Regions from separate parts of the Homo sapiens genome. Here region 2 is linked to region 1. Evidence: chromatin contacts called from ENCODE Hi-C data. All regions are on one chromosome and are shown on one strand. Each heading gives the region's core, a stretch centred on a gene start or an enhancer-like site at or near the end of the contact. The rest is flanking DNA. Distances are from core to core; before and after follow the strand shown.

Region 1 (2,700 bases), core at 165-2,664:
AGACCCTAGTCCAAAAGGTCTTTCCTGTTTGCTATGGCCTTGAGGAATGTGGCCCTAGATCCACCGCTTTAAAGCTGGAGTTCCACCAGCAGCAACATCCTCTCATTCTGGGGCACCTGCCTGGGGCAGGTCATCCTGCCTCTGCCAACTCAGTGCTATTAGTTAACTCTCACCTGCCATATTCCAGCTGGAATCATCTCCCCTTCTCCACCCCAGACTAGGTCATGTTCCGCCATCATGGAAGCGCCTATTCTTCATACCCCTTATCACAGCTGCAACTACTCATTTACTTGTCTGACAATTTGATTTATGTCCACCTACTTTGCTAGGTACTAAGTTCAATGCTGGCAGTCGTTTCTTCTTTTTTTTTCTTTTCTGTTTTGCTCACCGATTTCTCGTTAGCACTTAGCACAGTGTCTGGCACACGATAGATGCTCCGTCAACTTCTCAGTTGGATACCAGCATCCCGAAGGGAACATGGATTAAGGCAGCTATAAGCACGGTGTAAAAACAGGAATAAGAAAAAGTTGAGGTTTGTTTCACAGTGGAATGTAAAGGGTTGCAAGGAGGTGCATCGGCCCCTGTGGACAGGACGCATGACTGCTACACACGTGTTCACCCCACCCTCTGGCACAGGGTGCACATACAGTAGGGGCAGAAATGAACCTCAAGTGCTTAACACAATTTTTAAAAAATATATAGTCAAGTGAAAGTATGAAAATGAGTTGAGGAAAGGCGAGTACGTGGGTCAAAGCTGGGTCTGAGGAAAGGCTCACATTTTGAGATCCCGACTCAATCCATGTCCCTTAAAGGGCACAGGGTGTCTCCACAGGGCCGCCCAAAATCTGGTGAGAGAGGGCGTAGACGCCTCACCTTCTGCCTCTACGGGTCACAAAAGCCTGGGTCACCCTGGTTGCCACTGTTCCTAGTTCAAAGTCTTCTTCTGTCTAATCCTTCACCCCTATTCTCGCCTTCCACTCCACCTCCCGCTCAGTCAGACTGCGCTACTTTGAACCGGACCAAACCAAACCAAACCAAACCAAACCAAACCAGACCAGACACCCCCTCCCGCGGAATCCCAGAGAGGCCGAACTGGGATAACCGGATGCATTTGATTTCCCACGCCACTGAGTGCACCTCTGCAGAAATGGGCGTTCTGGCCCTCGCGAGGCAGTGCGACCTGTCACCGCCCTTCAGCCTTCCCGCCCTCCACCAAGCCCGCGCACGCCCGGCCCGCGCGTCTGTCTTTCGACCCGGCACCCCGGCCGGTTCCCAGCAGCGCGCATGCGCGCGCTCCCAGGCCACTTGAAGAGAGAGGGCGGGGCCGAGGGGCTGAGCCCGCGGGGGGAGGGAACAGCGTTGATCACGTGACGTGGTTTCAGTGTTTACACCCGCAGCGGGCCGGGGGTTCGGCCTCAGTCAGGCGCTCAGCTCCGTTTCGGTTTCACTTCCGGTGGAGGGCCGCCTCTGAGCGGGCGGCGGGCCGACGGCGAGCGCGGGCGGCGGCGGTGACGGAGGCGCCGCTGCCAGGGGGCGTGCGGCAGCGCGGCGGCGGCGGCGGCGGCGGCGGCGGCGGAGGCGGCGGCGGCGGCGGCGGCGGCGGCGGCTGGGCCTCGAGCGCCCGCAGCCCACCTCTCGGGGGCGGGCTCCCGGCGCTAGCAGGGCTGAAGAGAAGATGGAGGAGCTGGTGGTGGAAGTGCGGGGCTCCAATGGCGCTTTCTACAAGGTACTTGGCTCTAGGGCAGGCCCCATCTTCGCCCTTCCTTCCCTCCCTTTTCTTCTTGGTGTCGGCGGGAGGCAGGCCCGGGGCCCTCTTCCCGAGCACCGCGCCTGGGTGCCAGGGCACGCTCGGCGGGATGTTGTTGGGAGGGAAGGACTGGACTTGGGGCCTGTTGGAAGCCCCTCTCCGACTCCGAGAGGCCCTAGCGCCTATCGAAATGAGAGACCAGCGAGGAGAGGGTTCTCTTTCGGCGCCGAGCCCCGCCGGGGTGAGCTGGGGATGGGCGAGGGCCGGCGGCAGGTACTAGAGCCGGGCGGGAAGGGCCGAAATCGGCGCTAAGTGACGGCGATGGCTTATTCCCCCTTTCCTAAACATCATCTCCCAGCGGGATCCGGGCCTGTCGTGTGGGTAGTTGTGGAGGAGCGGGGGGCGCTTCAGCCGGGCCGCCTCCTGCAGCGCCAAGAGGGCTTCAGGTCTCCTTTGGCTTCTCTTTTCCGGTCTAGCATTGGGACTTCGGAGAGCTCCACTGTTCTGGGCGAGGGCTGTGAAGAAAGAGTAGTAAGAAGCGGTAGTCGGCACCAAATCACAATGGCAACTGATTTTTAGTGGCTTCTCTTTGTGGATTTCGGAGGAGATTTTAGATCCAAAAGTTTCAGGAAGACCCTAACATGGCCCAGCAGTGCATTGAAGAAGTTGATCATCGTGAATATTCGCGTCCCCCTTTTTGTTAAACGGGGTAAATTCAGGAATGCACATGCTTCAGCGTCTAAAACCATTAGCAGCGCTGCTACTTAAAAATTGTGTGTGTGTGTTTAAGTTTCCAAAGACCTAAATATATGCCATGAAACTTCAGGTAATTAACTGAGAGTATATTATTACTAGGGCATTTTTTTTTTAACTGAGCGAAAATATTTTTGTGCCCCTAAGAACTTGACCACATTTCCTTTGAATTTGTGGTGTTGCAGTGGACTGAATTGTTG
Region 2 (2,700 bases), core at 96-2,595, 1.9 Mb after region 1:
AGCAACTGCTTTGCTAGCAGAAGAAAGTAGAAAAATCGCTTTTAGAGGAAACTTCATTGTAAGCACACCTCACAAGTTCAGAACTATCTTAAGTCAAAAAAAAAAAAAAAAGCAGAAAGGTAGCTTACTAACTCAAAAATCTTAAAGTATGGGACTCTTCTGTTAGAAAAAGATGATTTAACATTAACCACGGATAATTCCCTTAACCCAGCAGGTTTCCTAACAGGGGATCTAAATCTTAATTAATTACCATACAAAGGTCTGACCATACCTAGGAGGAACTCCCTTCAGGACAGGACAATAGATGGTTCCTCCCTGGTGACTGAGGGAAAAAGACACAATAGGTATTCAGTAATTGATAGGGAAACTCTTGTAAAAGCAGAGTTAGGAAAATGGCCTAATAATTGGTCTGCTCAAACCTGAGAGCTGTTTCCTCTCAGCCAAGCCTTAAAGTACTTAAAGAACCAGGAAGGAACCATCTATGCCAATTCTAAGTAAATCTGGACTAAACAAGGTCTTGTTAACAGCAAAGGATAATTGAAATCCCAAACTTACAAGGTTTTCAACAAAAGTAAAGTTTGCTAAAAGTTAACAGTGTAACATGTATTATCCTAACTTCTAATCTTATGGTCTTAGGCAGTCTAGTCCACAGACATGAAGGAAGTTCGCTTTGGAAAAGAATGGTTATCATCTTTAGGAAAAAAAGGGTGGAGGGGGGAATTTATGTAAAAAGAATGTTATATGGTAAATTCTTGTCCTAAAGTAAATTAACTGGTTGTTTAAAGAAAAGGATGTTTGCAGCAAGTCAGAAAGTTGAGGCACATGGAAGAATTGTCTGTGAAAGTCATGACCAAAAAAAAGTTATAAAAGGGAATTTATGCAAGAAATGTTGTATAATTTAAAAGTAATTAGGCCTCCTGAATGTAGAATTATTGAAGAAACAGTTTACGTGCAAAGTGTATAAGGAAAGTAAAATATACCTTTGGTAAAAGGATTATATGGAGGCATAATGATGTGGATTTTTACCTACATTAAAAGGTTAAAAAAATATTTTGTTTTAAAGGTTTAAGCAAGTTTTGAAATGTTAATTGTAAAGGGAATCCTGTGTGTAAACATATTGGCTAAAGTTACAGAGGTATCATCCAGTTTTTCTGTGAACTGGACATTGTAAATAAAAAGTAAAGTAGAAGTTCGTCTTCAAAGACTTTCCTTCCAATCTAATTAGGAATAAATAGTAACTTCTCTTAGAAGCAAAATTTATTCAAAGACCTGTGCTCCTAAATACTTGCCCTGGCATGCTTATACTGGTCCAAGCAAGCATCAGGTCATAGCCTGTGCCTCTTCTTTATTTAAAAGTGTTTTTACCTTTCTCAGCATTCCACAATTTACTTCCTCCTTCCTTTGTTCTCCTCTACCTTTGCCTCTTCTAAAAACTCCTAAGTTGCTAGCCATTTGGGACGAATACAGAATGTGAGGTCCCGTTCCAGCCAATGGAAACCGGACACAGCAGTAGGGTGGATGCGTCAGGTCATAAATGACCCTGTCTCCTTTGTTTGGTGTATTCTCGTGGCAAAACTGCTGGCGAGTGTACCCTTTCTGCAGAAAGTAAAAATGGCCTTACTAAATAATAATGTTCAAGTGCTATTTCTTTACGGCACTAGGGAACAAGCATTTCAAACAATTTGATGGGCCATATGGGGATACATTCTCCTCTGGGGGTGGTCTCCAGTCGTCTCTCATGATGGAGCGTGCTCCCTTACCTCATTGCAAGCGTCTCATGGGTGAGAAATTGAGACCCACCCGGTGTGATGAATAAACCTGTACTCTCAGCAATGCAAAAATAAAAAGAGAGAGAGAGAGAGAGAGAAAAAAAAAAACAGAAACTGGCCAGCAACCTAGCTTAAAGGATCCTCACATACTGCAGTGATGACTCTGTGCACAGACCAAGGAAGGAGAAGCCGCAGGAGCCAGTAAAGTAAAAAAACTGCAGGGGTGGTAAAGTATGCCTTAGTCAGGATGTCCTGGAGGTTAGAAAGAGGTGAGAAATCCCCAGGGGCGTTGAACCTCAGAAAGAGCTGAGAATTCCTTGGGGGGGGGGTTGAACCTCAGAAAGAGGTGAGAAATCCCCATGGTGGGGGGGTTGAACCTCAGAAAGAGGTGAGAAATCCCCATGGTGGGGGGGTTGAACCTCACACAAACCTCCGGAAGTAAGAAAAATATTTAGAAACCCCCCTTTCCTTTCTTCTCAGGGGAAGAAAGAGTAGCTCCACTCCCGCCGGTCCCTCCCCTAAGGGAAGGGAAAGGAGAAGGAAAAACAGCAGCATAGGTGGCTGGCAGAGACTAAGGAAAGACCAGCAGAGAAGAAAAAGAACTTAGGAGAGAAGAGAGAAAGCAAGCAAAAACAGCAGTCACAGAGCCAAACAGCGAGGCAGGCACGCCAAGGGTTAAGTCCCTCTCCCCAGCCCCAGTCTATGTGAAAAAGAGGGCGGTGGACCCTTGCTGGGAGGAGAGCAGAGGAGGTGAATAGGGCATAATTCTTGCAATTTGCGGCAGGCATCTGCCAAGCCTCTAGGCTGGTGACTGCCCTAGGCCCAGACTGCAGCCACGCAAATCTCACCCAGCCCGAGAAACTAAGTGTAAAAAGAAATGAAAAAAAAGAAAGTAAAGGGGGGGAACACAGGAGAAACAGCCGGCCGCGCA

The links. A loop is a pair of places that touch in the nucleus more often than their neighbours do. Pooled maps may share reads with other maps.
Region 2: a loop to region 1 is called in a pooled map, with 5 times the contacts of the local background. The contact joins the enhancer-like site here to the promoter of FMR1 in region 1. A Hi-C loop is called at or near these places in 5 of 50 pooled maps.

What each region holds. Positions count from the first base shown.
Region 1 is chrX:147,910,505-147,913,204 of GRCh38, forward strand. It overlaps FMR1 (fragile X messenger ribonucleoprotein 1), which reads left to right and starts at 1,415. Exons shown (of 17, transcript NM_002024.6): 1 at 1,415-1,726. The coding sequence starts at 1,676. It overlaps FMR1-AS1 (FMR1 antisense RNA 1), which reads right to left and starts at 1,313. Exons shown (of 2, transcript NR_024503.3): 1 at 1,138-1,313; 2 at 1-491. RefSeq lists enhancers at 946-1,155, 1,736-1,835 and a silencer at 1,236-1,575.
Region 2 is chrX:149,827,931-149,830,630 of GRCh38, forward strand. All of the region lies in intron 1 of LINC00850 (long intergenic non-protein coding RNA 850), which reads left to right. Among named protein-coding and RNA genes, the nearest start is that of LINC00850, 3.6 kb to the left of the region's middle. RefSeq lists enhancers at 2,024-2,073, 2,274-2,413, 2,434-2,503, 2,524-2,643. Within about 2 kb of position 1,346, at least 5 of the 41 ENCODE cell types and tissues checked have a DNase peak (open chromatin) inside an H3K27ac peak, as active enhancers do.